2 separate regions of the Homo sapiens genome follow, and region 1 is linked to region 2. The links are chromatin contacts, found by POLR2A ChIA-PET in ENCODE. All regions are on one chromosome and are shown on one strand. The core of a region is the stretch at or near the end of the contact, and the rest is flanking DNA. Distances in the headings are between cores, read along the strand shown.

Region 1 (6,365 bases), core at 824-3,323, 65 kb before region 2:
CTGAGGCAGGAGAATTGCTTGAAACCAGGAGGTGGAGATTGCAGTAAGTTGAGTTCACGACACTGCACTCAAGCCTGGGCAACAGAGCAAGACTCCATCTCAGAAAATAAAAAAAAAGTTTCAGGAGTGTGGAGGATCCTTTTAGGATGATGGAAAAGTTCTGGAACTAGATAGTGGTGTTGGCTGTATAACACTGTGAAGGTATTTTAATCCACAGAATTGTATACAGTCATGCACTGTACAATGACGTTTCAATCAATGATAGACTGTGTATAAAACAGTAGTCCCATAGGAGTATAACGGAGCTGAAAAATTCCTATCACCTAATGACATAGTAGCCGTCATAACATCATGGCATAACCTACTACTCAGGTGTTGGTGTGATGCTGGGGTAAACAAACCTACTGCACTGCAAGTCATGTGAAAATATAACACAGGCCGGGCATGGTGGCTTATGCCTGTAATCTCAGCACTTTGGGAGGTCAAGGTGGGCGGATCACCTGAGGTCAGGAGTTCAAGACCAGCCTGGCTAACATGGTGAAACCCCATCTCTAGAAAAAATACAAAAAAATTAGCTGGGCATGGTGGCACACACCTGTAATCCCAGCTACCTAAGAGGCTGACGCAGGAGAATTGCTTGAAACCGGGAGGCAGAGGTTGCAGTGAGCTGAGACAGCGCCATTGTACTACAGCCTAGGCAACAGAGTAACTCTATCTCCAAAAAAAAAAAAAAAAGAAAGAAAGCATAATACATACATAATACTTGATAATAAATGGCTGTTATTGGTTTATGTATTTACTATACACTACTTTTTATTATGTTAAGAGTGTACTCCTTCTACTAAAAAAAAGTGTACTGTCAAACAGCCTCAGGCAGGTCCTATCGGAAGTATGGAAGTATTCCAGAACAGGGCATTTTTATCATAGGAGATGGAGATGACAGTTTCATGTATGTGTCGCTCTTGAGGACCTTCCAGTGGGACTAGATGTGGAGCTGGAAGACAGTGATACTGATGCTCCTGATCCTGTGTAGGCCTAGGCTACTGTGTGTATTTGCATCCTAGTTTTCAACAGAAAAGTTTAAAAAGTAAAAAAAAAAAAAATTATTTAATAGAAAAAAGTATATAGAATAAAGATATAGCTGGGCACAGTAGCTCACGCCTATAATTCCAGTGATTCGGGAGGCTAAAGCAGGAGGACCACTTGAGGCCAGGAGTTCAAGACTAATCTGTGAAACACAAGACCCCATTTCTAAAAAAATTAAAAAAAAAAAATTAAAAGAAAACCAAACAAAATTAGCTGGGAGTGGTAGTGCAGGTCTGTAGTCCCAGCTACCCAGCTGCTGGAGAGGCTGAGGTGGGAGGATCGCATGAGTCCAGGAGTTCAAGGCTGTAGTGAGCGATGACTGTGCCATTGCACTCCAGCCTGGGCAACAGAGCAAGACCCTGCCCCAGCTCAGAAGAGAAAAGGACATAAAGAAAATATTTTTGTAGTTGTACAACATGTTTATGTTTTAGGCTGTTATTATAAAAGAGTTTAAAAAAATTTAAAAGTTTATAAAGAAAACAAGGCACAGTAAACCAAGGTGAATTTATTAAAGAAAAATTAAAAAAATAAATTTAGTGAAGCCTAAATGTAAGATATTTATGAAGTCTACAGTAGTGTAATGTCCTAGGCCTTCACATTCACTCACCACTCACTCACTGACTCACCCAGAGCAATTTCCAGTCCTGCAAGATCCATTCATGGCATACACGGTATATGTATGTGTGTGTGTGTGTGTATACATATGTGTGTGTGTTTATGTATCTATATATATAGATGCACCATTTAAAAAATACTGCATTTTTACTGCACCTTTTCTTTTTAGATACACAAATACTTACCATTGTGTTCCAACTGCCTATAGTAATTCAGTGCAGAAACATGCTGTACAGGTTTGTAGCCCAGGAGCAATAGGTTATACCATATAGCTTAGGTGTGTAGTAGGCCATACCATCCAGATTTGTGTAAGTATACTCTATGATGTTTGCACAATGATGAAATCACCTAATAACACATTTCTCAGAATGTATACCCGTTGTTAAGTGACTCATGACTGTACTTTAAAATGGCCAACTTTATGTTATCTGTATTTTACCACAATAAACAAAACAAAAAAGGTTTCAGGGTCATCTGGGACCTTTTTTTATTTCTCTTTCAATGTTCAGCATACCAATTCAAATATCAAAAACTCTAAGAAGTCCTGTAAGTAATCTGTATAACTTTATATAAGTCAATATTTTTTCAACTTATCACATTTCTATAAGTCAAAGACACACAATTTCACAGTTTCTGAAATAGAAATAAATCTTTACAATTTATGTGTACAACTGTTGTGATGGTATTCTTTGTGTGCCTAGAAGTGATTATTAAGCTGTAGTGCATCTTATCCACTGTCTCCTCAAATCAAGGAATTATGGAATTTTATTGCAGAAACTTTTGTTTGAGGCTCATAGTCTACTAATACCTCAGAGGACCCAGGTGTTGTCTGCTGCTTACAATGGTAGTCCCCAAAGTGGAGTGTGTGGGAAAAAAAAAAAAATCACAACTTTACCATTCTTTCATAATTTTTATATATAGGTAGCTATCTATCTATATAAAACAGTATACATAATATATAGTGACAAAACAAATGTACACAGCATATAAGGACAAACAAATCTAACTATACATATAAAACAATGTATATAATATATAAGGACAGTAGTTAAAAAAAAAAAAAAAAAGAGAACCTACTCTTTTAGGGCTCTGCTCTTGTATAGCTAGCGAGACCTAGAGCTGAAACTCTGCCCTAGCTCCAGGTTACCTTTTCTCTCTCCAGATATGAAATGTGAAGCGTGGCCAGGGGCACTGAGTCAGGGATGCTGAGCTTGCAAACCTGCCTTTCAGAAATTCTTCATCTTTACCTCTTAAAGCAGTTAAACCATCATTTCCTTGAAAAACTTAGAATATAATATGCTCCTTAAATTGTGTCAGGGTACTAATCCTAGAAGTTATCAAGTCTCTCATTTTAGAGTCTTCATAAAGTATTAAAAATGCAACTTAAGGCCGGGGACGGCGGCTCACGCCTGTAATCCCAGCACTTTGGGAAGCTGAGGTGGGCGGATCACGAGGTCAGGAGTTTGAGACCAGCTTGACCAACATGGTGAAACTCTGTCTCTACTAAAAATACAAAAATTAGCCTGGCGTGGTGGCGCGCACTTGTAATCCCAGCTACTCAGGAGGCTGAGGCAGGAGAATCGCTTGAACACGGGAGGCGGAGGTTGCAGTGAGCCGAGATCACACCACTGCACTCCAGCCTAGGTGACAGAGTGAGACTCCGTCTCAAAAAAAAAAAAAAAAAAAAAGAAACGCAACTTAAAAGAACAGAAAACTTCACCAACAAAACTATTCTTTGAACAGGCAACAATCATAGAGCAACGCTCTTTTGAGTTCTCCTCAGATGTGACAGACAAAATACTAACAAGACCATACATTTTCCTAACTCAAGAACCAGACTATTTATGTGAGCCCAAACCTAGAAATATCAATAACTTGGGCAACTGTAGAAACAAAGAATCCCAAATCCCAGGAGCCAACTGGGTATGGTGCATTTCCTCTGATACTGAAGGCACATCCTTGATCCTATTTCACAATGACAATGTCCAGTCTAAAAATGTGGCAAAAGGGAGAAGCAAATCTAAAAGATCAGAATTTTCCAGGTAAGTGTAAAAACTGTTAGATGTTAATTCTGATTGCTGGTGGGACACATTAATGAATATTGTTTTAAATAAAGTTAAACCAATTGTTTTGTTTTCTCTAATACAAAATGTTGGTTTGTATACTATAAAATTATTTCTTCTCTCATGCCACATGAAATACTCCAAAAATACTCTGCTTTGAAGATTGAATCTTACACAAGTTCTGGTAAAAAAAAAAAACCGTAACCTTTCTGCATGTCCAAGCATTCAAGCACCCACCCCCGCAACCCTGCCCTGGGGCCTTTAAAAAAAACAACAACAACAAAAAAAACCTTGTCACCTAAAGTGACTGTGGTAGAGGCATTTGAGAATTTCAGACAGTATCAAAGAGATATCTGATCTAAACAAACAAATGAAAACACTGCCACTTCCAATCTTGAGCCAGCATCATGGTTGCTTAAAGGTATGTTAAATAACCTATCCTTTGTACTTTGGATGTAAGTAGCCATAGTTTAAAAAGTGGTATGGTTTAAAAAAAAAAAAAACCACTCTCATTTCAATCCAAGGATTATGAAGACTAAATCGGAAAATCAGACAAATCAGAAACAAATCTAACTTTTTTTTTGAGACAGAGTTTTGCTCTTGTCGCCCAGGCCAGAGTGCAGTGCACTGCAACCTCTGCCTCCAGGCTTCAGCGACTCTCCTGCCTCAGCTTCTTGAGTAGATGGGATTACAGGTGCCCACCACCATGCCTGGCTAATTTTTGTATTTTTAGTAGAGATGGGGTTTGACCATGTTGGCCAGGCTGGTCTCGAACTCCTGATCTCAGGTGATGTGCCCGCCTCGGCCACCCATAGTGCTGGGTTTACGGGTGTGAGCCACTGCATCTGGCCCAAATCTAACTTTTAATAAGGTCATGGTATAAAACAAATATATTTGTACTCTCACCTATTCCATACTCACCTTGTTATACTAGGTTCTCAGTCCTTTGGAAATACAAAATGTTTTCAAAGTTCCTTGACACCTATTTTGCATTTAAGGGTACCTTTTATCCCAGCTGTTGGAGATTTCTCCAAGTGTCCATACTTTGAACAGAAAAGTCAGAATCCTGGGAATAACCATCTTTAAAGATGCTTTAAAGCCCAGAGTTTTTACCAGTGTTTCCCTGTGCCTTTGCATGTTTATCTAGAATTCCAGAGGCCTAAAATAAGGATCTAGAGCTATTCTAGGACATGCACTGCTTGGCTCATTGCTTCATTAACCTGACCTAGTTTAGCAAAAAATTTGCCAGCCCTCCTTCCATGAAAGTATTCACTCAGCTACTTTAATGGGGAATGTTAACAGTAATCTGACTCAAGTTTTTCAAAAGATTTTCTATTCTCCCTGTGGCCTTTACATCAGGGAAATATATGGGCAGGAAAAGGGAGGCAGCAACCTCTATGCTAGTTTCTGGAGAGAAACTATGGTATGAAAAGACTGCAAGTCCATGTGCTTTTTAAAAAGAAAAGGTCACAGATACATACCTGTTTCATCCTTGCTGCAGCTCTATTTGAAAATAGAATCGACCTCTCCTTTTGGAAGCAGGATGGGCACATTTCGAGGGCTCGACTATAAGAACTTTCAGCTTCTATATAATCTGAGGATAAGAGAAAGGATGAATGGTCATTTTGATTTTATTCCTGATACTACTATATTCCACAGGATCTCAGAAGCACTGTTTTCCATTCATAGGATGAAGGTTTTGAGTTAAAAGATGGTAACAGTCTATTAAGTCTGGCGCAGTAAAAATCATTTCTTCTTTTCTTCTCTCTTTAAAGGAACAGTGCTTGCTTGTGCCAATCTCACAGGCTGTGCTTGGTGAACTGACAGCTGAACATGCTGTCAGTGACAAGCCCTCAATACTCAGGAGTCCTGGCATTCCCTCAATGTTCAGTTTTCATTTGGCTGGGCAATTCAGAAAGGAGTTTTCAAAGGAGGTTACAGAACTGGACAGAGGAAAGAGACTAAACTCTGGGATCCATGGCCTGAGATAAAGAAAAAAATTATACATATTTGTTTTCATTAAATCTGTTGTGCTTTCATACAGTCAACCTGGCTAAAACAGCATCCGTGAAATGTTTGAAGAGAGACATTTGATAGAGCTAAAAGGAACAATGTAAAAATCAATATTTAAATCAAGACCTTAAAAGAGAAAATGGTGAAAAAGAGAATTATGGTCAGGATACTAATAGAAAATTGCCTATGTACTCCTTTCTCAGGTTTGAAATATTTAATATTAACATACAAAAAATATGCTTCCAAAATTAGAAGTGTTTATTCTATTAGAAAACAGTATTAATGATTACTAAACCAAGATATAGGAAAAAAAAAAAAACCCTAAAATCTGAAATCAGGTAATAGGGTAACTTTTGGAAAACAATAAGAAAAAAATTAAAAACCTGAAAATAACTAGCGGAAAATGTTAACACTCCTAGATTTCTGAAGCATATACACTTTAAGATGTGACAGAAGACTTTTGCTCTAAGATCAAATAGTTACCCCAAATTATCAGAATGAACCCCACCAACTTATTTCTAAGCAAATGTAGAAAATGCAGAAGGACATGAAGAATCTCCCTACTTAAGGCATCCAAAGAAAATGGCA
Region 2 (7,119 bases), core at 4,541-7,040:
GGGATTCAGAAATCTTGATCTATGTCTGTATCTATATCTGCATATCTGTATTTCTCTATGTATACTGGGTGGTAATGTAAAATGTATTTCATCCTGTGGGTTGCAGTTGGAAAGTTTGAGAGCCCCTGGCCTAGAAGTCTCTTCATGAGTCCAGCTCCTGGACCTTGTTTTGCCCCCAACATTTGCTCATTAGCCCCAGTTAGTATCTGCCCTTGCTCAGATGATTTGGATTTATGATTTGTTTTCTTCTGGTTTTTTTTATTGTGAGGTCTCCCAAAATAGTACTTATCTCAGGAGAGTTGAAGCATCTCATAATCTACCCTCGAGAGAGAGTCCTCTAATACCTCTTACCCCTGGTTCAGAGAGGTTTGCGCTTTCCTGATGGCTAATTCTAAGTCTCCATTTTCCCCGTTTCCTCACACTAGATAATGCTAATCACTAATACTGTTGGCTATTAGTTGAGCATTTCCTATATGCCCAGTACTTCTCAATTCCATGCATTGGCTCATTTATTTCTCATAGCAACTTTGTGAAGAAGATTCTATTATTCTGCCAGTCTTACCAATCAGGAAACGGAGGCTGAGAGAGGTTAAATCACCTGTCTGGGACCACATAGCTGGCAAGTAGCAGAACCAGGATTTCAGTGCAGTTCTTTCTGACCTCAAGCCCAAGTCCTAATGACCAGGCTGTACTACTACTCATCTGAGCTATGTTTTGGGCATCATAATCTGGGGTTGGAACACATCTGTCACATAGAAAGATCTAGTAAGAGAAAACATTTCTCATTTGGGGCCAGGCAGTGTGGAGTCTTGTTCGGGCTCTCCCTCACACTAGCTATGTGACCTAAGAAAGAAATCTTTTAGAGTGTCATTTTCCTCCTCTTTCGGGTGGAGATTATTGTACCTGTTCAGCCTGTCACATGAAAACCGTAATGGGGCAACTCTATGGACATGGAAACTCTTGGGTCAGTTCTGTGACCACCGATCCAGCCACCTTTCACAGATCTCACCTTGAAACTCCCTGCTTGAATCCTCATTTCTGGCCAGTTGTCAGGGCCCCCTAACCACCCTCCTAGCCTGGAGTCCCTCCTTCCACCTTTCTCTTTTGCTGCCCAGTGGACCCCATGAAACACGACTTTCCCTCTTCTATGGCAAATCTTAGGCTCTCCACACACGATGGTCCGCTTACATTGGTGGGGCTCCTTCTGCTGCCTTGATCTGCCTCTGGCTTCCTTTCCCAGCCCCATCTTCTCCTCTTCCTCATCATGCTTTGTCTCCTCTGCTCTCCTTCTTGCCCTCTCTACTTGGCCACATGTTTTTTTTTTCTTTTGACGGAGTCTTGCTCTGTTGCCCAGGCTGGAGTACAGTGGCACGATCTTGGCTCACTGCAACTTTCTTCTCCCAGGTTCAAGTGACTCTCCTGCCTCAGCCTCCAGAGTAGCTGAGTTTACAGGCAGGTGCCACCACGCCTAGCTGATTTTTGTATTTTTAGTAGAGATGGGGTTTCACCATGTTGGCCAGTCTGGTCTCGAACTCCTGACCTCCGGTGATCCGCCCTCCACGGCCTCCAAAGTGTTGGGATTACAGGTGTGAGCCACCATGCCCAGCCAGCCACATCTTTTAGACCCATCTCAGATGCCACTTCCTCCATGAAGTCTTTCTGATTCTGTGCAAATGGACATGAACCCTTGGATTCCCAAAGCCCTTTATTGGTATGCCTACAATGGTGCTTAATAACTTCCATCTACTGAACAAGTACCATGTGCCAGGTACTGTACTAAACATGCTACATCCCAAGTGTAACTGATCTTCATGACAACCTTTTAAGATAGGTATTATTCTCATTTTCCAGAATAAGAAAACTGACCCTCTCAGAGGATAGGAGACATGCCCAAGAAGACACAACTAATAAATGGGAAAATCAGGATTGTCACCCAGTTCTAGCTGATTCTATGGTTCTAATACTTAACTCGTGTGTTACACAAACGTCTTTCTACCTTGTATGTAAGGTTTTTCTAAATTAATTTTTTTTTGTAGAGATAGGGTCTTACTGTGTTGCCCAGGCTGGTCTCAAAGTACTGGCCTCAAGCAATCCTCTTGCCTCGGCCTCCCAAAGTGCTGAGATTACAGTTGTGAGCCACTACGTCTGGCCATTTTGAATGACTGTACAAGCTCCCCTTTCAGAATGAAATTTTCATGAGAGCAAAGACAGGGTTTGCTCAAGTCCTTGGCTCCAAGCTTTGTGTAGGTGTTTAAGAATAGCTTGTAGAATGAATGAATGAAAAAACAAATGAGTGCATGAAGTACTGTACGGGTGTCCGTGCTTGATTGGGTTTCAGGTGCTGTTTGGTGAGGACATAGCATGCTTCTGACAGTAGTGGCTGACACAATATTTGAGAGCATTCACTAGGTTTTAGCGTTTTCCTCTGCTCCCAAGCAGTTTTGTAAATCTCTTGTGAAGATGCTGTTTCTCTGAATAAGGCCATGAGCAAGGGCCAAAGCTGTTTGTCTTACTAATCCCAATGAAGTTGTCTCCAAAGATAGCTTATCTGAGGACTGTGCAACGAGGAGGGGAGAACAAAAGCTGGAGTGACAGATCCACAGAGCTTAGCTATTGTCTCTGGCTTAGTACAGATAATAGACAGAGCCCTAGAGAGGGCCAGGGACTTAGGGGCTGAGCCAGAATCAGACGGCAGGCCTTCAGACTCCATCCCCACTTAGGAGCACAAGGGAGAGCACTAACTATGGAAACACCAGGGTTGCCAGGCAATGAGTCCCAGATGACATTCATCAGATGCCACTTCTTACAGGAAGCCCTCCCTGACCAGAACTGCTCCATCAATTTAGAGGTAGGACCCCCTGCCATGTGCTTCCCATAGCACTCTATTCTGCTATTATAGCATTTTCACAGTCATGGCAGGGTAGTACACATTTATTCACTCAAGAATATTTAGTGAACACCTGCAATGTGTCAGGTACTACATGAAGTGCTGAGAATACACAACAGTGAGCAAAACAGACAAATATCCCCACTCTCATGGAATATACATTTCTAGTGTGTGTGTGGGGAAACAGACAATACACATATAAATAAATTTAAAAAATATATGTCAGGTGGTGATAAGTACTATGGAGAAAAATTAAGTGGGAAAGGGCAATAGGGAGTGCTGGACAGTGTTGGCAGTAGGGAAGTCACTTTTAACCTGGACAGTCAGAGAAATCGGATGATCACCGAGAAGGTGACATTTGAGCAAAGAGGAGAAGGAGGTGATGGAGGAAGCCACATGGAAAGAAGGGGCTCTAGGCAGAGGGGACAACAAGTGCAAAGTCCCTGAGCTGGGAGTTGTGAGGCTCCCCCTGCTCCTATCATTTGAAGAGTAGCAAACTGGGATGGTAGGAAAGAAGATCAGAGAGGGAATAAGGGCAGGTCATACCTGTGTGCCCCCTCCTCACCCCAACACCCACACTTCAGTGAATTAGCTTGGACACTTAACCTCTGACTCCAGCCAAGTCGGCTGGAAGTCAGCCACTCATTGCCCAAGGGAATGGCTGTCAACGGGAAGCTAAAGAAAAAAGTGTCAAATTCTTGGCTCTTAACTTTCAAAAGGCAGGTCCAGGTATATGCTGGGAAAACCGTGGAAGGATGCTAATTCTTCCAAATCCAACCAATCTTGGGGGGCAACCTCCTTGCAAGAGCCTGGAGCACTTCACCATCACCCCCATCCCTCCAATGGGAGATGGAGCCTGACACTGGGGTCTCACCAAGTGAGGACTCCAGTGGGCCACCCTCTACCTTTGATGTACTTGAAGGGATTGCTTGCTGACCTGCTGCCTCTCACCCAGGCTGAGTTCCCTGAGCCTGGGTCTTGGTCTCCTTCCGTGTTGTGTTCACATGTCTAACACGGGGCAAGATTCATCACTCTTGTATGTTCTCTCTGGCTTCTTCTATATATTGAGGAAGCCATATTTGTTGAAAAGTTTATAACCTGGGTTCCATGTGTCCTTTGGGAGATTTAGCGGGGTGGGAATAATAGGTGAAGTCTGAGCTTGCTATGTTCATTTTTCTTTAGCTTTTATTACATTCTTAAAGGAACTGCTGATTCAGGAAAAGTTGAGAACTGCTGGAATGGAGGATATACAAGGTCCCCCATAGTTAATAAAAATAGTGTCTACTCTGTGCCAAGCTCTTTCATATTTTGTCTCATTTATTATTCATCCCAACCTTGTGAAGTAGGTGCTAACTGCATCCCCAATTTACAGACAAAGTGGTTGGCCTCAAGAGGGTAAGTGCTTGACTTGGGTAGGAGAGCTGGGCCTTGAATCCAGGTGCATGCTCAGGGCCACTGTCCTGGTCCCCTCCTCCATCTCTTCTGACACAGGATGTGCTAATCCTAACACATGTATGCTTCCCTTACCCATTTTGGTTTTGTCACCTGGAATGTTCCATAACTTTTATTAAATGTTTAAATGTTATTTTTAGTTTGGACTGATGACCTTTTTAAGTAACGCGTCTTCATGCTGTAGGACAATTTTTTTTTTTTTTTTTGAGACAGTGAGATAACTCGTTCTGGGAGTTATCTTGGCTCACTGCAATCTCTGATTCCCAGGTTCAGGCGATTACCTGCCTTAGCCTCCCGAGTAGCTGGGATTACAGGTGCATGCCACCACGCCTGGCTAATTTTCATATATTTAGTAGAGACAGGGTTTCACATGTAGGCCAGGCTGTTCTCCAACTGCTGGCCTCAAATGATCCACCCACCTCAAATGATCCACCCAGCCTCCCGAAGTGCTGGGATTACAGGTGTGAGCCACCGCACCCAGCCAACAAAATTCTTTTACTCCGTGATAAATTTATGTCTTTCTTCTTCACGGTGGACCCTAAGTCCTAAAACCTGGAATCTGACCAAAAAAACCTGAATTGTTTTGTCTCTATAACCAGATTTTCCAAATTTCATACATCCAAGTAAATAATTGAAGAATGACTACCTCTGTTAATAGCTACTGTTCATGGGATGCTCACCAAGTGCCTGGCATGGTGTCAACTGTTTTAGCCTCATGATCTCATTTGATCCCCCAATGTCCCTATGAAGTAATTAGTATTATTATCTCTATTTTATAGTTAAGGAAATGGAGGTTTAGACCCATGATGTAACTTGCCCAATGTCACACAGCTACTAACTGGCAGAGGTGGAATTTGAGTCCAGGTCTGGAAAATTAACTAGTATTCCACTTGCCAAGCCACTGGCCTCTTGACTGGGGTTGGCAGATTTATTCCTGTGCATGCTTCAGTGGTGACAATGACCCAGCAGTCTGGGTGGCTGGAGAGGAAATAGTAGGGCTGCTTTGCTGCTAGTTGGGAGATCAGAACAGAGAGGACCTGTCTGCCTGAGGGGCTCTTGATGAACTCTGGGTCCTCCTAGAGCCTGGCTACAAGGAAGTGACTTGGAAAGGCCAGCAAAATGTAGACTCTGGCTAGGGCCAGATCTGGACCCTAGCACCCTCTAGGGGATGTAAGCCACTACTTGGCCAGTCTTCCTTCTGGAAAGAAACAGGAGGCTGCTACCGCCTCTCTATGCTGCCTGGGTGACCTCCAAACACCAGTAATGAATGAGATCATCAGAACTGAGCAGCTCAGGAAATGCCTTTGGTGCCTTGTGGCTTCAAATATCCAAGGTCCAAATTATAACTTGCATCTGCCCAGTGATTTGCATTTCGGTGTTTATACTACAATGATCTCGTTGAATCCTTTGTGTGTCCTGGTGGGCTGTGATGATCATGTCCATTTGCTAGACCAGAAGAGGCAAGATGAACTGCCCAAGGTCATGCAGAGCCAAGACTTGAACCAAGGCCCTACTGACTCCAAATTCCATTTGCTTACACTAGACCAGTGATTTTTAAACATCATTCTGTGGAACCCCAGGGTGATTGGGGCAGGCCAGAGCAAGTGTCTCAGGAAGAGGAGGAGGCTGAGGAGGCTCTGTCTTCTCTCCACTCCACTATGGGCTGATCTTATATCAGATTTCTGCGTAAGATTTGTTAGAAGATTTGTGATCCTAACACAATGTTTTCAGAACTTCCCCAAATGATCCCTTGTTCTCCGGGAATGGAGTTGGGGCTTTTCTTTTCCTAGGGCCCCCTTTTCTCTATTCAGGCAAGAAGAGGACTGCTCTCTGTTGGAGGATGTACTTAACTACAGGATGGTAGCAGAGGGGAATGTAAAAGGTACTGGACAAAGCACAGGGGAATGTAAAAGGTACTGGACAAAGAGGCAGAAGACCTGGGTTCTACAGCTTTGGTGTGACCCAGTCAAATTATTTACCTCAGTCTCCCCATGTGTAAAATTGAGGGAGTTGGCCTAGAAAATTACTAAAATCCAGTTCAGAGCATATAAACCATGGATAGTGAGATCTTACACAAGGGTACGGCATCTAAAATTGAATGAAAATGTAATTTTCCTTGGTATGTGCGTTTTTATGGAAACAGTTTATAGCCTTCATCAAAGTCTTAAGGGGGTTTGTTATACAGAATCTCTGGCTTCCTAGGATTTTTTTTTTTTTTTTTGATGGAGTCTTGCTCTTGTCACCCAGGCTGGAGTGCAATGGTGTGATTTCGGCCCACTGCAACCTCCGCCCCCTGGGTTCAAGCGATTCTCCTGCCTCAGCCTCCCGAATAGCTGGGATTACAGGTGCCCACCATCACACCCAGCTAATTTTTTGTATTTTTAGTAGAGACGAGGTTTCACCCTGTTGGCCAGGCTGGTCTTGAACTCCTGACCTCAGGTGATCCACCCGTCTCGGCCTCCCAAAGTGCTGGGATACAGGCGTGAGCCACTGCACCCAGCTGGTTTTCTTTTTCTTTTTCATTTTTTGACAGAACTGCTGGGCAATCTTGTTTCTCCTTTTGGGGATATCAAGTTGTAAGAATGTCATGAGGAAGGCATTTGCAATAAGGAAACTAGGGTAATACACAAAGATAAGCAGAACTAAAAGATGGAAGCTACAGGAAGGAGTAAGAGACTGTGAGTAACTTGACAATCTCGTTTGTGCCCCTGGATCCAGCCATACCTGACACCCCTATACTTTTCAACTACATCAATCACTGGCTCTTTCCCCTTTAAGTA

The links. ChIA-PET counts read pairs that join two places held with the same protein, here RNA polymerase II (POLR2A).
Region 1: POLR2A ChIA-PET joins it to region 2 with 14 read pairs in H1. The contact joins two enhancer-like sites. POLR2A ChIA-PET finds 5 or more read pairs at or near these places in 2 of 52 experiments (H1 and activated CD4-positive, alpha-beta T cell).

Annotation. Positions count from the first base shown.
Region 1 is chr5:160,035,684-160,042,048 of GRCh38, reverse strand. It overlaps TTC1 (tetratricopeptide repeat domain 1), which reads right to left. Exons shown (of 8, transcript NM_003314.3): 4 at 5,246-5,358. Among named protein-coding and RNA genes, the nearest start is that of TTC1, 30 kb to the right of the region's middle. Within about 2 kb of position 2,073, at least 2 of the 41 ENCODE cell types and tissues checked have a DNase peak (open chromatin) inside an H3K27ac peak, as active enhancers do.
Region 2 is chr5:159,974,076-159,981,194 of GRCh38, reverse strand. It overlaps a transcript of ADRA1B not described here. Among named protein-coding and RNA genes, the nearest start is that of TTC1, 32 kb to the left of the region's middle. Within about 2 kb of position 5,790, at least 5 of the 41 ENCODE cell types and tissues checked have a DNase peak (open chromatin) inside an H3K27ac peak, as active enhancers do.